3 separate regions of the Homo sapiens genome follow, and all the other regions are linked to region 1. Evidence: chromatin contacts called from ENCODE Hi-C or POLR2A ChIA-PET data. All regions are on one chromosome and are shown on one strand. Each heading gives the region's core, a stretch centred on a gene start or an enhancer-like site at or near the end of the contact. The rest is flanking DNA. Distances are from core to core; before and after follow the strand shown.

The links. Hi-C counts contacts between places; a loop is a spot of excess contacts on that map. ChIA-PET counts read pairs that join two places held with the same protein, here RNA polymerase II (POLR2A). Pooled maps may share reads with other maps.
Region 2: a map of CD4-positive, alpha-beta T cell shows a loop between it and region 1 (3-fold over the local background). The contact joins the promoter of PI4KB here to the promoter of GOLPH3L in region 1. A Hi-C loop is called at or near these places in 1 of 168 maps with a recorded cell type or tissue (CD4-positive, alpha-beta T cell) and 6 of 50 pooled maps. POLR2A ChIA-PET finds 5 or more read pairs at or near these places in 1 of 52 experiments (PC-3).
Region 3: a loop to region 1 is called in a pooled map, with 8 times the contacts of the local background. The contact joins the promoter of H2BC21 here to the promoter of GOLPH3L in region 1. A Hi-C loop is called at or near these places in 6 of 50 pooled maps. POLR2A ChIA-PET finds 5 or more read pairs at or near these places in 3 of 52 experiments (CD4-positive, alpha-beta T cell, T-cell and naive thymus-derived CD4-positive, alpha-beta T cell).

What each region holds. Positions count from the first base shown.
Region 1 is chr1:150,695,187-150,698,626 of GRCh38, reverse strand. It overlaps GOLPH3L (golgi phosphoprotein 3 like), which reads left to right and starts at 1,473. Exons shown (of 5, transcript NM_018178.6): 1 at 1,473-1,635. HORMAD1 (HORMA domain containing 1) reads left to right here. Exons shown (of 15, transcript NM_032132.5): 15 at 1-567.
Region 2 is chr1:151,325,588-151,329,161 of GRCh38, reverse strand. It overlaps PI4KB (phosphatidylinositol 4-kinase beta), which reads left to right and starts at 1,746. Exons shown (of 12, transcript NM_001369623.2): 1 at 1,746-1,891. RefSeq lists a silencer at 1,309-1,378 and an enhancer at 1,314-2,238.
Region 3 is chr1:149,885,275-149,888,911 of GRCh38, reverse strand. H2BC21 (H2B clustered histone 21) reads left to right here and starts at 2,230. Exons shown (of 1, transcript NM_003528.3): 1 at 2,230-3,637. The coding sequence starts at 2,272. The coding sequence ends at 2,652. H2AC20 (H2A clustered histone 20) reads right to left here and starts at 1,994. Exons shown (of 1, transcript NM_003517.3): 1 at 1,501-1,994. The coding sequence starts at 1,937. The coding sequence ends at 1,548. It overlaps H2AC21 (H2A clustered histone 21), which reads left to right and starts at 947. Exons shown (of 1, transcript NM_175065.3): 1 at 947-1,443. The coding sequence starts at 996. The coding sequence ends at 1,388. RefSeq lists enhancers at 877-1,166, 1,187-1,326, 1,737-1,796, 1,927-1,996, 2,317-2,606 and 6 more.

The DNA of each region.
Region 1 (3,440 bases), core at 224-2,723:
GAGTTCTTCTCACCATTTAAACTGAAGGACCCTATATTATATTTCCCTAACTCTGAAGATGTATATGTAGTTTAAAGCAGTTTGTACACTAAAACTAAGTTTTTGGCTGACTGTCATATTGTGGTCCTTAATCTTGAGATAAATCCAATAGAACTTTTGAATAAAAGCAAAAGTACAAATGTCATAATTGATTCGGTAATAAGTAAAATTTCAAAATTGATTTTGTTCATTACCTACTTAATATTTCCTTTAAATATATACTAACTGTTAAGGCCCTCTAATGCCATTTTTCTAAACAGTAATGTTTACTTTGGTATTAAAATTTGGTATGGATTCACTTTTTACTTATGTTAAAATTATACCATTTAACTGGCTCTTTTGTCATTGTGCTGTTATTAAAACAATGTTCTTCAATATTTTGACATAATGTATTAACATTTTAATATATAATGTACAATTTAAGAATTGGTGCTTTACCTTTACTATGCTTTTTTTTACAGGACAAAAAGACTGATTTTTAAAGTATGGCATTTTTTGCAGCATAAATAAAATATTGTTCAGTACGTAGGCCCTTTTATCGCTTCTAATTTTTATTTAAGTAGCAGGAAATATGGCTTCATTCATTTGAAAGGCTGGTAGGAGGATGGGGGGATAGGGAATACTAATTTTTAGATGATTTCGGTAGCTATTACTTTGCAAGAAGAGTTGAGCACACTTTCTAGAATTTTTGAGTGGTAGTATGAAAAATGCTGTGCTTTTAATGAGAAACCTGGGAGCTAGTTCCAGCCTTGCCTGCTTTCTTTGCTTTAGAAAAAGGAAGACTTAAAACTTGGTCTGTTTGCCGCTTGTAGTTTCAGCAGCCATATTCCAAAAACATACACATCCATGGGTTTGTCAGTAATAAGCGCTATAGGGAATGCTGGTACATATGCGATGGTAGAAATGTATTCATCCTGTTTAAGGTAAACCATATAAACGTACACAAACTGACCCAGATCATGTTTTTCTGGAACAGTCAAGTCAAGGATAAACTGACTGTCAGAAACAACCAATGTAAAAATATTTATTTATTTTTAGCTGTATTGCTTGGATCCCAACACATCTCACTTAATTGTCCCAGTATACGCTACTACAGCAACACACCTGCTACGCTGAAATTAACCCACAGAAACCTTTCGAGATTGGCAGCCCATGTTAGCTCACTCAGCGCTTTGATTGGCTGGTTTAATGGGGGTGGGGAGCGCAGCCCTCTTTCCTCTCTTCCACCAAGGTTCCTTCATTGGATTGACCAGCTGTCAGGTTGAACGCAAACCTGCCTCCTTTTGGTGGTGTTTGTCTGGATCGCAACAGAATAGCTGGGGGAGAGCCTCCCCCTGTGAGCTCCGATTGGCGGGACTCAACCTTGGTGATTTCTGATTGGCGCAATGAAGAAACACCAAGGTAGGTTGCCTAGTGATCCTGAGGAAGCTGATGTGTTATTCCTTCTCTGCATCGAAGGATCAGGAAGTTTGTGCTCTCTGCGTGGCTAAGTTTTTCACCTACTAGGACGGGGGTGGGGTGGGGAGAACAGGTGTCCTTCTAAAATACAGCACAAGCTACAGCCTGCGTCCAGCCATAACCCAGGAGTAACATCAGGTAAGCAACGAGAAAATTACATTTCCTAACGTCCCTTCCCCCCACCAAAAAAAACCTCTATTTTTTAAAATTATTATTTTATGGGAGGGAAAGGTTTGTATTCATTTGGGCCATTTGTTTTCTTTCAAGTAGGATTTTTAACTAGTAAATGTGCAGATGAAACTAATTTCTCAAAGAAACCGCCCCCTCTCCCCCTCCCCCCCTGCCCCGCGAAGGTTTAAAGTTTCTTGGATTGGTTTAGGAAATAGTCCCTATTCACAGTGCCAGATAGGCTTAGTGCGCTTAAGAATTTATTTCATGGTTCTCTTCCTCCTTCACTTTTCTTCCCACCTCCCATAACAAATTATATTTGAAATATACCCTTGTACAAAAAAACTTTTGTAGCTCACTTCATTTGTATTTCTATTTTAAATGTTCACATGCACTTCTGAGTATTCATTTTAATCAATATAAATTTATCGAGCAATAACAATGTTAAAGACAGTGCTAGTTGCTATGGAGAATATATAAACCCAAGAAGACAATATCCCTGTTCTTAAGAAGTTTACAGTTGAGAGACAGCTATACCAAGAGAAAGACTATAATAAATACTTTAAAGGAAGTGAGTATAAATAAAGCTCTGTGAAACAGCTGAGGGAGTGGCCATGAGACACATAGGTAATAGAAAAGAGGAGGTCACTTAAAGGCCTTCACAAGGCCTTTAAAGAATGGGTAGAATGTAAAGAGGAAGAGAAAAGGGTGAAGACCCCAGCAAGTACAGAGGAGCAGAAGCAGAAAGAAAGCATGAGACATTTTTGAGAAAAAGTCTGGCAACACTACTTATTAGGAGCAATGGGAAATATTGCTAGAGGAGTAGAAACGAGTCCAGTCATAGCAACTCTTAAATACCATTATTTTGATCTTGAAAAAGATACTCCTTTATATAATTGCTGATTTAAAATATTTGTTATATATTATCTTAAAAACTGATATCTAGATTTATATAAAATAAAGTATGCTAACTATAAACTTTATCACAAATGATTTAGTGCAGTTTCTTTTGACCGTAGTACATAGAATAAAAGACATGTTCTTTGACTTTTTTTTTTAAATTGAGAAAATTTGTTAATCTTTCAACACTCTCTTGCCAGTAATTTTTGTTTGCAGCTCCTTGTGTATTTGCAAGATATGGCTAGCTAGGACTAGAGCTGCTAAGTTTACTGACTGTGGAATTACTACACATGATTTTCTGAATGTTATCGTCTAGACTTGTGATCTCCAAAGTGAGTACATGAAATGAGTCATTAGGGTATGGGAAGGAAATATAGAACATGTATTTCTATTTAGTTTTTCGTATTCTTTTTTACTTTCTATTTTTTGTGTTTTTTTATAATGTAGTACCATGGAACGTTTATAGAAATTAGATACAAATTATTATATGCATTTTGGGGCTGGATGCTCACAATTTTTTGTTGTTCCATCTTACTTAACTTGGGATCCATTTTGTGAAAGAGGAGTGACAATGGTGGATATTCACTCCTTCTTTATAGATTATGCAGAAAAAATCAGCAGGTTTGGCCGGGCCTGGTGGCTCATGCCTGTAATCCTAGCACTTTGGGAGGCCCAGGCAGGCAGATCACTTGAGGTCAGGAGTTCAAGACCAGCCTGGCCAACATGGTGAAACCCCATCTCTACTAAAAATACAAAAATTAGCCAGACATGGTGGCGCACACCTGTAATCCCAACTACTCAGGAGGCTGAGGCACAAGAATCACTTGAACCTGGGAAGCGGAGGTTGCAGTGAGCCAACATCGCACCACTGCACT
Region 2 (3,574 bases), core at 497-2,996, 630 kb before region 1:
GTGTGTATGTGTGTGTGTCCATACACATATAGGCCTTCCAAATTAACTTAAACTCCACTATGTCCCTTCAGCAATTAGGTTAGGTACCCCATTTGTTCTACTGTTGTATATACTGCATGTTTTACACAGGCATTTTCAAGCTATTACACTTTATTCTGCCTTCCAATTAAACATTGTAGCAGTGACTCTTTCATCATCTATCCTGTATGATTGTCCCAATAATTAATAATAAAGTACTATAGTAGCAACTTGTACTCTCTTGATCCTAACAAAACCCTGTAATGGGCTAATATTACTTCATCCATATGTCTTCTTTGTAGACATAGAAACTGAGGTTTAAAGAGGTTACATTAGTTATTCCAAATCAAACGGCTTGTAAGTGGCAGGGAAGATGGCATTCAAGACCCGGGCTCAAATAACTAGCCTCAATGTATTAAGTAAGGCACTAATGAGGGGCATTGCATATTAAGTAAAGCCCTAGGAAAGGCATTGAGATAGAGGTTCTGAGGACAAAGAGGGCTCTAAATCAACAATCTTAACCGAAAAATACACAAAAAACTTGCTGGGCGAGGTCGGGCCTATAATCCCAGCACTTTGGTACCTGAGGCCGGCAGATTGCTTGAGGCTAACAGTTCGAGACAAGCTTGGGCAACATAGCAAGACCCTGTCTTTACAAAACAAACAAACAAACGAAAAATACACAAAAGCAACACCAGAGGCCCATTTGCATGGCGTGTTTTTGTTTATTTGTTTGGCCTAATATGGTTTCGTTTTGTTTGGAAGAAGGGATTGTGCCCTCCAAGCCTTTGTCGTTTCACTCACCTCTCCCAACCTGGCCCTGTCCAGCCCCTCCCTGGAGGGCTGGGCATATGGATGCTGGAGGTCACAGGCTGCCCAGGCAGGTTGGTGACCTCGGAGGCAGAACCACGGCCTCGAGTCGGGCCTCTAACGGCGAAAAGACTGACGCGGTTGGACCGCGCCATTCCCGAAATGTTAAGGAGCTTAAACTCCGCATCGTCCTCCAAGATAAGTAGGAAAAGGGCAGTCAGAAAGAACGTCTTCCCCGTCCGCCGTCTTCCTGCGCGCCCTTCTAGGAACCCAGCGTCCATCCCACGGCCTGATTTACTAAGGGAGTCTTGTAGCATACGGGAGGGGGAAAAGTCATTGATTGCAATTACGGTAATTTGGTTAGTTACTCAAACGGTCGTTTACATATAACTTGCATGTTAATATACTTCTGGAAGTATGCATATGTCCATACTTCTTTAACAGGGCACCCACGGCCGCCTGCTCACCCTACTTATGCAGCAAATTTTACTTCTCTCTCGGCTTCTTTAGCCTCGCAAACGCTATCGCTTAGGTCCGCTTCTTAAATATTGGCCCCTCCTCCCACCCGTAAGCTCCTCCCTTCGCCCTCTCTCCCTCGAGAGCTTCCAAACATCTTTTCCCCGCCCCCTTTTCTATTTCTGAACAGGCATGTTCCAGGCAGCTCACCCGACTCCTTAGATTACTATGGAATCGGTAGGGTCCTGACCGCTGGGGAAGCAGGAAAGCGTATCCTGGGAAGAAAGGCTTGGCTTGGACTCCGGAGAAGAATACTACATCGAGACCTGCTGGGGAATTTTATTTTATTTTATTATTTTTTTGGTCTTGGTTGTACTGAGGGAGGAAGAAGAGGTTGTGTGGCCCGGTCGAACTTGTGGCAGCCTGAAGGCCCCCTCAGGCGGCGCCGCGGGCAGCCCCGCAGCCGGGGCCTGGTGCAGCCTCCGCGGCCGCTGTCAGGGAAGCGCAGGCGGCCAATGGAACCCGGGAGCGGTCGCTGCTGCTGAGGCGGCAGTGTCGGCAGTCCAACCGCGACTGCCCGCACCCCCTCCGCGGGGGTCCCCCAGAGGTAAGCTACTCCTCCTTCATGAGTCACCTTTGCCCTGTTGGGTGGGGGGGGGGGTCCCTCTCCCACCCTGTCCCGCACAGTCTTCCCCACCTGAGTTCGACTACGAAACTGCCCTCTTGGTGTCAGCTGCACCCCGGGTTCCTTCTCCACCCTTTCCTCTCAGGCCTGGGGTCCTCCTCCGCTTTTTGGCTTCCTCTTCTATTAGCTCCTCCCTCTGCCTCGGGGATTCCCCCCTCCCTCACTCATCCCTGTTGCCTACGTCTCGAATAATTCTTTTTTTTAAGTCATGAACCCTTTCCATATCAGACGACTCCCATAATGCCCATCCTTGTCCTTCCTCGTCGTCTCTGCCCCTGCCCCAAACCTTTTCCATGGACTCCACCTTTATCTCTTTTCCTAGTTTGCACTTTTCCTCCTATGTCCCTGTGCAACTCCAGCACTGGGTTCCCATTTCCCTGAGCTAAAGATTGCATCCCTGTCTTCCTGTGCTGCTTCTGATTCCATTACCTCACTGTCACCCACCTACCCAGCCAGCTCCTGGCTTCCAAGAATTGCCTGTTCCCTTCTCCTTAAGGGATCTCGGGCCCTTGTCATCAATCCAAAAGTACCATTTACATTCTTACTTTGAACCTAGTCCTCACTCTTCTCTGGGATGCATTATGATCCCTATAACTTTCTTTAGCTTCTCTTTCTCCCTCCTCAATCCCCCAACTTTCTAGAGGTTTCTGTCTGTAGGGGAGAGATTTGACAGTGCCCTTCCCATTCAGGATTTCCAACTTTGACACCTCCCTCGAGTTTCAGGGATTTCTCTGATCCTTGTGACATTTGTTCTGTTTTTCCCGTGGGCTTCATGTGTTCTCTGTTACACTCTTTATCTCCACATACCACTTATTTCAGGATCAACTAAACCTTGAACTAAGAAGAAAAATGTGTTGTGAGCAGGGGGAGCCTCAGCTGCCTCAGGCCGTTCAGGACAGAAGGGTGTTTCTGAAGGCCGGAGCAAGTTTTGAAGAAGTCCCTATCAGATTACACTTGGTTGACTACTCCGGAGCAGCCACTAAGAGGGATGAACAGGCCTGCGTGGAAATTGAATGAGATTGTGAGAAAACTTGTTTCAGATTATTTAATTTTAGGCTTTTGTTAAAGGAATCACAGAATAGAGTGCCTTCTCACCCCTGTCCAGATCCATGAGGAATCAGTTTATTCTTGTGGTTTACTAGAATAGTTTTGGTTGGTTCCATAAGAATTCAGGCCTGGAGTGGGGTAAGGGTATAACTGGAAAAAGGAACATGAGACAATGGAAAGAGCTTGTACATTCAGAATCGGGACTCCTGGGTTCAGCATGTGACTTCCTCACTTGACCTCTAGAGTGATCCTTTTGGAAAATGCCCACTCTCTGTAGGCATCAGTGCAGTAATAAGTTGGTAGCAGGATGTGGGTTGGGGGAAAAAATCAGATTTGGTTTATTTGTTTACAAAACATTTTGGGTTCCTCAGGCAAAAGGTATTTATTAGTAGTGGTTTAGTCATCCTGAGAATTTTCCTTCACCTTGGTCTTTCTGTCAGATGTTTCTAGTCCACAACCAGGGGTGTAAGTCATTTTGAAAGACAAGCTCCAGGCCTGCTTCCTTCATCTGCTTTGCTTTTTCCCCCAGTGCATTAAGTGGCTGATTTTCTGTCCTGT
Region 3 (3,637 bases), core at 981-3,480, 810 kb after region 1:
TCGCGTTCGGATAGGCTGAGGTAGAGTTTGAGTTTGAGGTGCTCGTTGGGATAAGTAGGTTGAAGTATTCTGTAAGCAGTTAGGCATAAGGGTCTGAGCTTCTGAAACAAATTTGGACGTTAGTTGAAAGCATATAAATGGGTAAGACTCTTCGGGATAAGTGAAGAATTGGAGACAGGGAAACAGTCCAGCTGGACTCGCAGATTTAGAGATGGGCAGTGGCATGGGGGAGCAGGATAAGAAAAGTCGGCGAGGTAAGAAGAAAAACAGGGCGACATTTTGAAAGCCAAGGGAGCAAGTTTGAAGGCCGCCTCCTGGAGGTCAAGAGGAGGATGACAAATCTATTCTAGCCTCGGTCAAACCGGATTCCGAGGAGTGCAGGCGGGTGGGGGTGGGGCGGAGACACGCCGCTGCGGGCGACTTAAGTTTAGGGGCGAGAAAGGAGGCAGCCTTAGTAGTACATGTATTTTTAAAGGGAATTTGGCTGTGACGAGACAGAAAGGGCGGGACTTGGCAGTTTAGAGCTCAAGGGGATCATCGGCTTCAGAATCCCCTACTCTTTCGTGAGAGTAACTCTCCGTCTAAGGATGTCTTCTGCAGTTCCTTAGGGTCCATATTGGGATTTCCCGGCTGTAAACTAAACAAAGCAAAGCAAAACAAAACAAAAACCCACAGTGCCTCTCAGTAAAACAAAACCAGTATTTTGTTTGAAAGCCTGCTCTCTTTAAAGATCCTGGCATGCAAATAAGGGGCTTTAATGTGGCTCTCAGCGATTGGTAGATACTTACAAAATCCGTCATTTCCTTTCAGTGCAGGACGCAAACCAAGAGGCGGCTTTCTGCTTTTCTATTGGCTGTTAGATACGGCTCCGCTTTTAGCCAATCAAACGACTTCCCTTCACCCCTCCCGGTAGCTCTTATAAATTACATCAAATTGGTTATTCTTTCCACATTCTTCTCCTTGTAAAAGAAGCTGTAACTGCAATTTTAGCCGTAATGTCAGGACGCGGAAAGCAGGGAGGCAAGGCCCGCGCTAAGGCCAAGTCGCGCTCGTCCCGCGCTGGTCTCCAGTTCCCGGTGGGGCGAGTGCACCGCTTGCTGCGCAAAGGCAACTACGCGGAGCGGGTCGGGGCAGGCGCCCCGGTGTACCTGGCGGCGGTCCTCGAGTACCTGACCGCGGAAATTCTGGAGCTGGCGGGCAACGCGGCTCGGGACAACAAGAAGACGCGCATCATCCCTCGCCATCTGCAACTAGCCGTGAGGAATGACGAAGAGCTCAACAAGTTACTCGGGGGTGTCACCATTGCCCAGGGCGGCGTCTTGCCCAATATCCAGGCTGTCCTGTTGCCCAAGAAAACGGAGAGTCACAAGCCTGGCAAGAACAAGTAATTAAGAGGCTTGACACCATACTCATTCACCCCAAAGGCTCTTTTAAGAGCCACCAAAGTGTCAAATGAAGGGCTGATCACGAAATAGCGCATTAGCTCTTTTTTTGAAAACTTGGGTGGCTCTAAAAAGAGCCTTTGGTCTTGGTTTGTTTGTCTGCATTTATTTGCTTTTGGCTTTGTGGCTTTCGGTTTTCTTTGGTAACAGAACGGCCTGGATGTTAGGCAAAACGCCGCCCTGGGCGATGGTGACTTTGCCCAGCAGCTTGTTCAGTTCCTCGTCGTTGCGGATGGCCAGCTGGAGGTGACGAGGGATGATGCGCGTCTTCTTGTTGTCCCGAGCCGCGTTGCCCGCCAGCTCCAGGATCTCGGCGGTCAGGTACTCGAGGACCGCCGCCATGTAGACGGGCGCGCCGGCCCCCACCCGCTCCGCGTAGTTGCCTTTGCGCAGCAAGCGGTGCACTCGCCCTACCGGGAACTGGAGGCCAGCGCGGGACGAGCGCGACTTGGCCTTGGCGCGGGCCTTGCCTCCTTGTTTGCCACGACCAGACATGACTGAAATCAAGGTTAAACACAGACAACGCTCAGAACCTCGCAACAAAATAAGATTGAAAGAGAACCAAGAGGAAAGCCTTTATAAGCTTTCCTAGGGGTGGGGTCAAGAACGAGTTTTTCATTGGTCCTAATATGGCTTCAGAACCGGCCAATCAAGTCAAGAGTCGGTGTTGTTACGTACGCATTGCTGAAAACGCAAGGTCCGCACACGGACCAATGGAAATGAACGACTTTCGGAGCCCTAATTTGCATAAGGTGGTTATAAAAGAATCAGGCCCGCCCATTCTCTTACTTCTTTTCTTGGCTAAGCCGCGTTTGTACTGTGTCTTACCATGCCTGAACCGGCAAAATCCGCTCCGGCCCCTAAAAAGGGCTCCAAGAAAGCCGTCACCAAAGCCCAGAAGAAAGACGGCAAGAAGCGCAAGCGCAGCCGCAAAGAGAGCTACTCCATCTACGTGTACAAGGTGCTGAAGCAGGTCCACCCCGACACCGGCATCTCGTCCAAGGCCATGGGCATCATGAACTCCTTCGTCAACGACATCTTCGAGCGCATCGCGGGAGAGGCTTCCCGCCTGGCGCACTACAACAAGCGCTCCACCATCACATCCCGCGAGATCCAGACGGCCGTGCGCCTGCTGCTGCCCGGCGAGCTGGCCAAGCACGCCGTGTCCGAGGGCACCAAGGCGGTCACCAAGTACACCAGCTCCAAGTGAGTCCCTGCCGGGACCTGGCGCTCGCTCGCTCGAGTCGCCGGCTGCTTGACTCCAAAGGCTCTTTTCAGAGCCACCCACCTAATCACTAGAAAAGAGCTTGTTCACTTATTCCCTTAGTTTCTTTTCATAAAGTAAGTTATTTTAGTGTGAAGGTCATGGGAAATGGCATACGTAGCTTTTTAACTATTTGGAACTCGAGGTCCCCAGTGCGTCATTGGATTTGCTTTTGAATCTAGAGCGTGTCTTTACTCATTGTGCTGCTTAGCCTTCCCAGGAGTCGGTTCTCAATTAGGCTGTTGGGAATCCGCCTCTTTACCCGCCCCCACTCCCGCCCCACACGCGCCCTGGTGGCTCCTTGGGTCTGTTTCATTCTAAAACGAAGTGGCTGAGTTCGGCTGTCATTTAAGAGAACTCCAGGACACAATTCAGCCCGGGTTCCGCAAACACTGCGTGACAGCTCTGTATGACTGACGCTTGGCAGCAGCTTTTGTGTCCGGTCACCAGTTCTGCCGTGCGATGGGGCCTCCTGTGGATACCAGCCGTTCTGTGTATTTTGGACGAAGGCCGCGCAGCCGGGTCCCAGCCTTGTCCTGATTGGGCGACAAGAATATTCAAAATTCTGCGCCTTTTTCTAATTTGTAGATTTCAGTTTCCGTCGTTCACTTTGAGACTTTGAAATTCCTATTTCTCATTTTGTTGATAATTTCTGCATTTAATGGTCTGTGCTTTAAATGGTAACGCTACGGCCCCAGGTCACTGCGAGGCACTTACCATGTAGATACGGGCTCAAAAGTCACCTCTCAGAGACCTACGTCATCCACTCAGGAATTCGCGCCTCTCATACTTGCCTGTCTCATTTTATCTTCCTTCTAGCAGCTGTCTGAAATTGGTTCGTCTGTTTTCTTGTTTATGGTATTCTCAAGCCCTTGACAGACCGGCTAGTGTGGTTTTCCCGTGCATCTTCAGCCTGGCACATTATGGACAC